2 separate regions of the Homo sapiens genome follow, and region 2 is linked to region 1. A link is a contact called in ENCODE Hi-C or POLR2A ChIA-PET data. All regions are on one chromosome and are shown on one strand. The core of a region is the stretch at or near the end of the contact, and the rest is flanking DNA. Distances in the headings are between cores, read along the strand shown.

What was found. A loop is a pair of places that touch in the nucleus more often than their neighbours do. ChIA-PET counts read pairs that join two places held with the same protein, here RNA polymerase II (POLR2A). Pooled maps may share reads with other maps.
Region 2: a pooled map shows a loop between it and region 1 (4-fold over the local background). The contact joins the promoter of GSTP1 here to the promoter of ANKRD13D in region 1. A Hi-C loop is called at or near these places in 1 of 37 single-sample maps with no recorded cell type and 3 of 50 pooled maps. POLR2A ChIA-PET finds 5 or more read pairs at or near these places in 2 of 52 experiments (IMR-90 and naive thymus-derived CD4-positive, alpha-beta T cell).

The regions. Positions count from the first base shown.
Region 1 is chr11:67,287,930-67,292,904 of GRCh38, reverse strand. ANKRD13D (ankyrin repeat domain 13D) reads right to left here and starts at 3,602. Exons shown (of 15, transcript NM_207354.3): 1 at 3,355-3,602; 2 at 2,692-2,827; 3 at 2,459-2,583; 4 at 1,384-1,429; 5 at 1,159-1,302; 6 at 725-914. The coding sequence starts at 3,444. RefSeq lists enhancers at 1,405-2,327, 2,328-3,252, 4,487-4,696 and silencers at 3,247-4,016, 4,197-4,266.
Region 2 is chr11:67,582,443-67,586,955 of GRCh38, reverse strand. It overlaps GSTP1 (glutathione S-transferase pi 1), which reads right to left and starts at 3,144. Exons shown (of 7, transcript NM_000852.4): 1 at 3,112-3,144; 2 at 2,787-2,822; 3 at 2,386-2,492; 4 at 2,184-2,271; 5 at 1,715-1,818; 6 at 745-852; 7 at 303-567. The coding sequence starts at 3,112. The coding sequence ends at 379. RefSeq lists an enhancer at 196-265 and silencers at 2,765-2,914, 3,232-3,374, 2,925-3,544.

The DNA.
Region 1 (4,975 bases), core at 2,353-4,852:
AATTCCATTCATATGAGAACTCAGAGCAGGGAATTCTACAGACACAGAAAGTAGATTAGTGGTTGCTTAGGACTGGGAGAGGGGATAAGAAGTTTGGCGAAGAGTTAGCTAAAGGGTGGGGGGTTTCTTCCTGAGGTGATAAAAATGTTCTAAAATTGACTGTGGTGATGTACAAATCTCTGAATAAATATACTAAAAGTCATTGAACTGTATGCTTTAAATGGGTGATCTTATATGGTATATGAGATTATATCTCAATAAAGGTTTTTTGTTTTTTTTTTTAAGTGTTTCCACTGACTGTTAAGGCAAGAGGGGGCATGTGTTGTCAGAGAAACTCTTGCTGGAAGGGTCAGGTTCCTAGGCTACCCACAAAGGATTCTGCCCCCAACACAGCCGCACCAATGACAAGCCAACATTGGTGCAAAGAGCTGCCGTGAACCACAGCCTAAATCTTTGTCTTAATGGGAAAACATATGAGGTCAGAAGTCAAGAAACTGGGGACATCTTGACCTGACCCCTCCCCACAAAGGTGGCCACAGGAGCCCAACCACCCCGGCAGTCTGAGTGAGACACGGGCTGCAGCAACCCACCTGCCCCTGAGCAGCCCCTTGTGAGTGAGCCCAGAGGCCTGAACCAGGATCTTCAAGGATCGCCCTGCCCTCATTAATGGTGGCTCTTGCTATCCGTCCCCATCCCACCCACGGTGTGCCAGGACCCGACCGACCTCTCAAAGGCCACATTACGAGTGTCCAGGTGGGTGGAGACGATAGGAGAGGTGAGGCGACTGGCCACATGCTCCTCGCTGGGCCGCATGGCGGCCAGCAGTGTTTCGGGCTCCTGCAGAGTGAGCCCCAGTGTCTCCACATGCACCACCTGCCGGTCATGGTCCACTTCCATCACCAGGGCTCCTGCCTCTGCCGGCCGGTAGGGGTGGACAGAGGGGGCGCAAATCAGTGCTGGGCGCCAGCAGTGCAGAGAGGGCGATCATGTACCCTCAGCCACCTGCTGCCAAGTGGGTCAGTCTTGGCCCCTGGATGCCCCTCCATCCCCAACCTCAGCTTCCACATCTGGAAAGTGGAGAGAAAAGGCAGCACCGTCCTCCCAAGCCGCAGGAAACCCAAGGGCCGAGGAGCTGCAATGAGTTTGTCCAGAGCTCACCCTGGCCCTTGAAGATGAAGCTCCTCCGGCCCCGCTGCCAGGTCATGTGCTCGAAGCCCAGGAGACTGGTGTCTACTCGCAGGCTCTCACCCCGCTTCCACACGCGGTACACATCGCTTGGGCACATCTTAGACACAAGGGGCACTGCAGGGTGCACAGGGGTCACTGGGGGTCTTTCCAAAGGCCCCACCCCAAATCCCTGGGAGCCCAGAGGTCCCCACTCACCCCAGCTGGTGAACTCCCACTTCATCTCAACGTAGAAATCGGGGGCCTAAGAGAAACCAGAGCTGCTTGTCAGCGCCCTGCCTGCTGCTGGCTCCAGCAGGCCTGGGAGCCCCTTGTCCACAGCCAGCCCAGCCCTTCATCAGGTCTTTTTTTTTTTTTTTTTTTTTTTTGAGACTTGCTCTGTCACCCAGGCTGGAGTGTAGTGGTGCAATCTCGGCTCACTGCAACCTCTGCCTCCCTGGGCTCAGGTGATTCTTCCACCTCAGCCTCCCGAGTAGCTGGGACCACAGGTGTGTGCCACCACTCCCAGCTAATTTTTGTACTTTTTGTAGAGACGGCTTTCACCATGTTGCCCAGGCTGGTCTCCACCTCCTGGGCTCAAGTGATCCGCCCACTTTGGCCTCAGAAAGCGCTGGGATTACAGGAGTAAGCCACAACGCCTGGCCCTTCATCAAGTCTTGACGCACTGCTATGGCTCAGCTACGCCCAACCACTCTGCCCTGGAGAGGGTGGGCCAAGTGGGGCACTACAGTGGTCTTCAGACAATGAGGCTGTAAGCACCTGGAGGTGGAGGGCCAGCCTCAACCTGGCCATGAGCCTGTGCAGAGCCCTGGGGGAGCCTTTGTTTCCACTGGGTCTCAGAGTCCTACTCTGTAAAGGGGGCACAGTGGCTCCCTCCGAGCCTGCTCCTGGGGTAGGGGGTATGAGATAGTATGCTCTGCCAGCCAGGCCCCTCCGTGTGCTTCCAGAAGGGTGCGTAGTAGCAAGTATTCCAGGGTTTCAGGCCATAATCCACCGAGTCAACCTGAAGTCCCTGCTCCAGGTAATCTGCATTCTTCAGGAGGCCCAAAGCTGGCAAGGCTTCTCTTCCAAAGGGTCCAGTCTCTCCCACGTGAGCCTGGCCGTCTCTCTTTCCTACGTGACCCTGGGCTGGGGTCAAGATAGACAGACCTCCTTGCTGGTGGCAGGAGGCACACTGCACAAACTGGGTGCCTTTCCAAGGCCAGGCCTGGCACAGTAACCAGGGTGGTGCCCTGCCATGGTACCCCACCTCCATAACTGTGCCCTGCTGTACCTGGCGAAGTTTGTTGAGCAGTTCCGGAATGCCCGCCAGCCTCTGCGTGGCCCTCTGGTAGTCCCGATACTGGAGCACCAGCTGCACCATCTCGGGGTCTCCAGTGCTGACTGCCTCCTGCAGGACTGCGGGCACCAGGCTGCTGAGGGGAGCCCTCCAGATGACCCCAGGCCTGGCTGCTCACTGCCCCCCGCCTGCCAGCCTCAGGGGGAGCCCCTTGTCCTCTGCAGTACCTGCCCAGCCCTGGCGGTTCTCTTTGCCCACGTTGGCATTGTGTCGAAGGAGCACTCTCACAGACTCCAGGTTTCCCAGAGACACGGCCAGCTCCAGTGGGGTCCGCCCGCGGGGGTCCTCCTGTTCAATGTCGTGCTGGGGGAGACGGGACACTCACAAAGGGCAGGAGAGAAGAGGGCAAGGCAGGGAGGCTGCCAGGGCGAGCAGGGTTGGGAATCGCTGTGGGAAATAAGGACGGCGGACTGACCAGGGAGATGGCAGAGGGTGGCCTGCGTGTCCTGGCAGGGGAGAGGAGGGGGCAGGAGGGAAGGCAGGGGCAGAGCCGGGGTCTGGCGGCGGGGCCTGGTCAGGCAGAGCTGCAGGTTGTCAGGAGTTTGGCGGAACCTGGGGACCAGGACCAGAGTTCTTGTTCTCAGCTTGGGTCAGCAAGGATGCGGAAGCGAGTTCGGGCGAGCAGGGCAAGGCCCAGCGCAGGGGAGAGGAGGCCAGAGGCTCAGGCGCGAGGGGCCGGTGACCTGGGCTTGGGATCGTGCAGGGGAGGAAGGCCCAGGATGTGGCTGCGGAGCTGAGCGGGCGGGGGGGGGGGGGGGGCTCCAGGACGGAGGCCACAGCCTTGGGTGGGGGACCCGGGGGAAGGGCCGGGTGCCCCAGCGGGGCCTCACCTGGTGGCTGTGCAGTGCGGCCTCCAGTTCGCGATGCCGGTTCGCCCAGACGAGCCGGTGCAGCGGGAAGGTGGGGCCCGGGCCGGCCATGCTGGGCCTCAGCGCCGCATCCCGGCCCCGCCTCGGCTTCGGGCCTGGCACGGCCCCCTAGCCTCCCCTCCGAGCCGCGCCCCAGCTGCGCCCCCCGCGGCCCCCGCAGCAGTAGCGGCGGCGGCGGCGGCGGCGGCAGCGCGGGCGGCAGGGAGGGCGGGGCGGGCGGCGGAGCGGGCGGGGCTGCGCCGGGCCGGGGCGGGGCTTCGCGCGCGCCCCCGTCCCCCCGCAACCATGGCAACCGCGGCCAGGCCAGCGCGCGGCAGAGCAACCGCGAGCGCCCGAGGAGATGCCCGGCCTTGGGTCTGCGCCCCGACCTCGGTCGGGCCCGGGTCCGCTGGGGCGGCCTGGAGGGCGGTGCCCGGTTACAGCTCCGCCCGCGGCCCGCAGGAGGCGCCCCGAGCCCTGCGCAGACCCCCGGAGCCGGGTCCGGAAGAGGAAGGCGGGGCCGGAGGGGGCGGGCACTGGGCCCCTCGGTAGTGCACGCGCGTGCGCGGCGGGCCGCGGTCCTGCTGCAGCCGTGATGCCTGCGTTTCCCCCGCGGATCCCCTTGCTCGCCCCGGTCTTCCTACCCCAGGTCCCGCGGTCACCGACTCTGCTGGGGTGTGCGGGTGAAGTGGGGCGCCCCGGCTCCCCTCACCCGGCCTGGAGACGAGCAACGAGCAGACGCCACTAAGTGCTTGCCGGCTGAGCGGGAAGCACCTTCCCCTGGGACCTGGCCGGTGTCTGCAGGCCCAGCGATGCGGGGAGGCGGCCCCCGGGGCCCTGAAGTCAGGGATAGGAGTTCGGGGAGAGAGGGGCGCAGGCCCAGGCAGCGGCAGAGCCGTCCCGGCGGAGGACCGCCCGCGGCGAACGGCTGCCTTCGCCCGCCGCACGAGTCCCTTTTGCAGAGGCTGCGGTTGGCTGCCAGCGTCAGGAGAGGAAGGCGAGTTTCGAAATCAGGGCCGGCCCCTCCACCCACACCGGAACTAGGGTGCAGGCCTCCGTCAGCTCAGTTCCGGCCCTTGATTACTGGAGGCCCAGCCTGGGGTCTGGGGCCCTGGTTTTGCTAGGTGGCCAAGGCTGACCCTCTATTCTCCCTTTCCCTACGTGGAACATGATTGAGGAGGGCCAGCTAGCTTGAGCATCACTTCCTGCTGTAGGGCGTCCTCAGTTCTGAGACTCTGGGCTGGAAGGCCTGATTGCCATTTTTACCCTGCCTTCTCCCTGTAGTCACATGGCGCCTGTGCCATCTGGGGTCACTTTGCCACCCCACGCTATGGTGTCAATCTGTGAGGTCCTGGGGTTGGTAGCAGCCCGAAGGCTTCTGAATGCCCAGAGCTCACCTGCTCACCACTACTGCAGCCCTCCCTGGCCACCCCTTTTCTCAGAGGCGGTCCCTTCCCTGAGCCCTCTCCAAACTCAACCCCGACAGGACTTTCTTGGTTCCAGCCTCTCCTGATTTCTGCCATCTTGAACACAGCTCCCCACTGGCACTTAATTCCATGACAGTGCCTTCTCAACCCTCTTCCACGGCCTCCTCTCTCTCCCT
Region 2 (4,513 bases), core at 1,895-4,394, 290 kb before region 1:
TCTGTCCATCTGACAGGCACGTGCTGTGCCTAGAAAGCATGTTTCTATGAGACTTTTCTCCTTCTATATACACTGTGTGGTGCTCCAGGACAGTGACCATGGTTATTTCTCTTTGTTTCTCTCTCTCTTTTTTTTTCTTCCTCTTCTAGTTTGTGAGGTTCAGTAAACACAGCCAGGCTGAGGGCTCCAGGAAGCCACTGACTGTGCTGGAGGAGCTGTTTTCTAGTCCTCTGCTCTGCCCTCCCACCGACCTCGAGGCTGAGAACCCCTAAGCCCCGTCCCAGGAAACACAGTGCTCATAGTAGCTCTCTTAGAAATTTTATTGGTCCTGGAGAAAGGAAGGCAAACTCTGCCTCCCGCTCAGAGTCCCCCCAACCCTCACTGTTTCCCGTTGCCATTGATGGGGAGGTTCACGTACTCAGGGGAGGCCAGGAAGGCCTTGAGCTTGGGCCGGGCACTGAGGCGCCCCACATATGCTGAGAGCAGGGGGAACGCATCCAGGCAGCCAGGGGCTAGGACCTCATGGATCAGCAGCAAGTCCAGCAGGTTGTAGTCAGCGAAGGAGATCTGCAGGGCAGGGGGGCCAGGGACTCAGCCAGCGGGAGCAGGCTGGAGGAATTGGGGGCAGAGGGCCTAAGCCCATCCCCTAGGTCTGCTCTGCTTTGCTAAACAAATGGCTCACACCTGTGTCCATCTGGAAGCAGAGGGTGGCGAGGAAGGAACAGCATGGGGCCAGATGCTCACCTGGTCTCCCACAATGAAGGTCTTGCCTCCCTGGTTCTGGGACAGCAGGGTCTCAAAAGGCTTCAGTTGCCCGGGCAGTGCCTTCACATAGTCATCCTTGCCCGCCTCCTGCCAGACACCACCATGTATCATCCTACTCTCATCCCTCCCAGCCCCTGAGACACCCCCGTCTGCCCCAGGCCAGACACCAGAGTCCCAGATTCTCCTCTGCTTGCTCCCCACAACCAGGCTAGTACCAAATCCTGTCCACTTCAGCTGCCAACTCATCTCTATTCCATTCTGCCTGTCCATCCTTGCTGGGTTCTCTCACCAGATGATTGCAAAAGCTTTAGAGCTGGCTTCTCTGGAGGATCCTTCTAGACCTCACATTCAGACACAGCCCTGTTCAGACTTCTCAATGGCCCCCATTGCCCTTAGGAGACTCCAAACCAGTGGGTTCAAGGCCTTCGGGACCTGGGCCTACTGCCCGCCCATCTCTATCTCCTTACCCACCCGACACAAATGCAAGCGTACACACACACACGCACACACATGCACACGCACGCGCACACACGCTGCCTCTGCTGAACTGGTCCCAGGTCCCCAAATGTGCTCTGTGTCTGCATATTTTCCTCAGCTAAAAGTGCCAGCACCTCCATCCAGAAACTGGCGACAAATCCTCCTCCACCTCTGGCTACTCCAGGAAGCCCTCGCCACCCCAGGAGATCAGAAACCACCAGTTGCTGGAGGTCTCTGTCCTTGCACTCGCCCCCATGACCCGTTACTTGGCTGGTTGATGTCCCAGGCAATAAGGGTGCAGGTTGTGTCTTGTCCCAGGCCCCTGGGCCCCTGGCCCAGAGCTGACCCAGCCCCTGCACCCTGACCCAAGAAGGGGTCAGCCCAAGCCACCTGAGGGGTAAGGGGGGTGAGGGCACAAGAAGCCCCTTTCTTTGTTCAGCCCCCAGTGCCCAACCCTGGTGCAGATGCTCACATAGTTGGTGTAGATGAGGGAGATGTATTTGCAGCGGAGGTCCTCCACGCCGTCATTCACCATGTCCACCAGGGCTGCCTCCTGCTGGTCCTTCCCATAGAGCCCTGGGGTTGGGTGGAGGGGAGCAGGCCGCGTGACTGGGCGCCTGATCAACACACAGTCACTGGGGATGGGCCAACCAGGGGGCTGTCTGTGAGCCCCAGCCTGGGAGGAGGGGAAGAGGATGTGCGTGGAAGGATGAGAGACTGCCACACAGCAGGTGCTCAGAGCTCACCTGACACCTGGGAGGCAGCCTGGCACAGGGCAAGGATTGCAGGCACCCAGGCTTGACCTTGGGCAAACTACGTAACCTCAGTGGGTCTCAGTTTCCTCCACTCCAGAGGGCTGCGGGGCAGCTGATTTAAACAAAAGGGCTCCGGGGGCAGAGGCTTGCCCATGCCTGCCCTGGACTTGGAGGTTCAAGACTCACCAAGGGTGCGGCCCAGGTGACGCAGGATGGTATTGGACTGGTACAGGGTGAGGTCTCCGTCCTGGAACTTGGGGAGCTGCCCGTATAGCTGTTGGGGGAGGCATGGCTCAGGGAGGGGCACTGAGCTTGGGCGTCCCCCGATCCTAGTCACAGCCCCCTAAGGCCCAGCACCCCCTCCCCTTGCCCGGGCATGGTCACTTACGCAGGAGGCTTTGAGTGAGCCCTCCTGCCACGTCTCCACGGTCACCACCTCCTCCTTCCAGCTCTGGCCCTGATCTGCCAGCAGCATGCGCAGGGCCGCGCAGCGGCCTGCGGGGAGGGAGAAGTACGAGATGTGGGGACCGGGCCGACTCCGCCTCGCAGCAACCCGGGGAGGGGTCAGGAGTGCAGGGAGGGAACAGGGAAACAGGTTCCTCCGAAGATTTCACACAACACTGGGGCGGGGAGCAGGCATGGCGGGAGAGGCGGGGAACAGGAAGGAGGCCCGGGGTAAAAGCCACACGACGGAGGGATAAGGGGGTTCGGATCTCTCCGGGTGGGCGAGGGGCTGTGGGCTGCAGCCCCAGCCCCTGCCTCCCTTCCCTGCCAGACACATGCTCCTACCTCGAACTGGGAAATAGACCACGGTGTAGGGCGGCACTGCAGCGAACAAAGAAAAGTTTGCTGGAGCCCGGGGGAGGATGCCAAGGCGCGGTGAGCGCAGTCTGCCCCCCCTCCCCGCCCCCGGGGTCCCATCCCTCCCCGAGGCGCTCCGGGCCCCCTGAAAGCCGCTAACGGCACTGGGGACGTCCTGGGTCCCCTAGGCCCCCGTCCCGGGTCTCGAGGTGGGCGAGGAGCCCTGCCGGGAGCCCGGGCCTGATGCTGCGGGTTGGCCCCATGCTGGGAGCTCTGAGCCCCATCCCCGGGGACGCGGGCCGCGCGTACTCACTGGTGGCGAAGACTGCGGCGGCGAAACTCCAGCGAAGGCCTCGCGGCCTCCGAGCCTTATAAGGGTGGTCCCGCCCCGCTCCGCCCCAGTGCTGAGTCACGGCGCCGGCCGCTCTTCTGGAGGGTCCCGCGGACTCCCGCCGGCCCCAGCCCCGGCGGCCGCTGCACCCCGGGCGTCGGCCGCAGAGGGGCGCCCTGGAGTCCCCGGAGTCGCCGCGCAGCTGGCCGGGGAAGCCTTTCCCTCTTTCCCAGGTCCCCAGCGGGGCCTAGGGAGTAAACAGACAGCAGGAAGAGGACCGCAGCGAAGTGTGCGCAGCGAACTGGCGCGCCGGGACATCGCGGGGGGAAATTCCCTAAGACCGCTGCGATCCCGGAGCTTGCACACCCGCTTCACAGGGCAGGGGAGAGGGGTGGAGGCCGCTTAGAGGAAAGGAAATTGCTTTATTTTATTTTATTTTATTTTATTTTTTTATTTTATTTTATTTTATTTTATTTTATTTTATTTTATTTTATTTTATTTTATTTTGTGTTATTTTATTTTATTTTATGACGTAGTCTCACGCTGTGGCCCAGGCTGGAGTGCAGTGGCGCGATCTCGGCGGCTCACTGCAACCTCCGCCTCTCGGGTTCAAGCAATTCTGCTTCAGCCTCCCGAGTAGGTGGAATTATAGGTGCGTGCCACATCTGGCTGATTTTTGTATTTTTAGTAGAGACGGGGTTTCACCATGTTGGCCGGGCTGGTCTCGAACTCCTGACCTTAGGTGATCTGCACGCCTCGGCTTCCCAAAGTGCTGGGATTACAGGCGTGAGCCACCACGCCTGGCCGTCCAACTTTTATTTGAAGTTCTGGGGTACATGTAGAGGATGTGCAGGTTTGTTACATAGGTGTGTGCGCCATGATGGTTTGCTGTACAGATCATCCCATCACCCAGGTATTAAGCCCAGTATCCCTTAGCTATTCTTCCTGGTACTCTCCCTCCCCAGCACCCCGCTCAACAGGCACCAGTGTGTGTTGATCGCCGCCATGTGACCATGTGTTCTCATTGTTCAGCTCCCACTTATAAGTGAGACCATGCGGTCTCGCTGGTTTTCTGTTCCTGTGTGAGTTTGCTGAGGCTAACGGCTTCCAGCTCCACCCATGTCCCTGCAAAGGACATGATCACGTTCCTTTTAGTGGCTGTGCCTTAGGCTATTTTCTTTGGCTTTGCTGCCTACTTTCTGTTGATTTGCAGATCTCCATTTATTCTAGATATTGATCTCTTGTTGGCTTTAGACATGACAGACAGCTTCTCCTATTCCATCAACTGTCAAGTTTGTCCAAGGAGTCTTTCATGAAACAAAACTCGTTAATTTAAGTGTAATCAAATTCAGCAAGGGATTTTTGTGGTGGGGAAGAGGTTGGT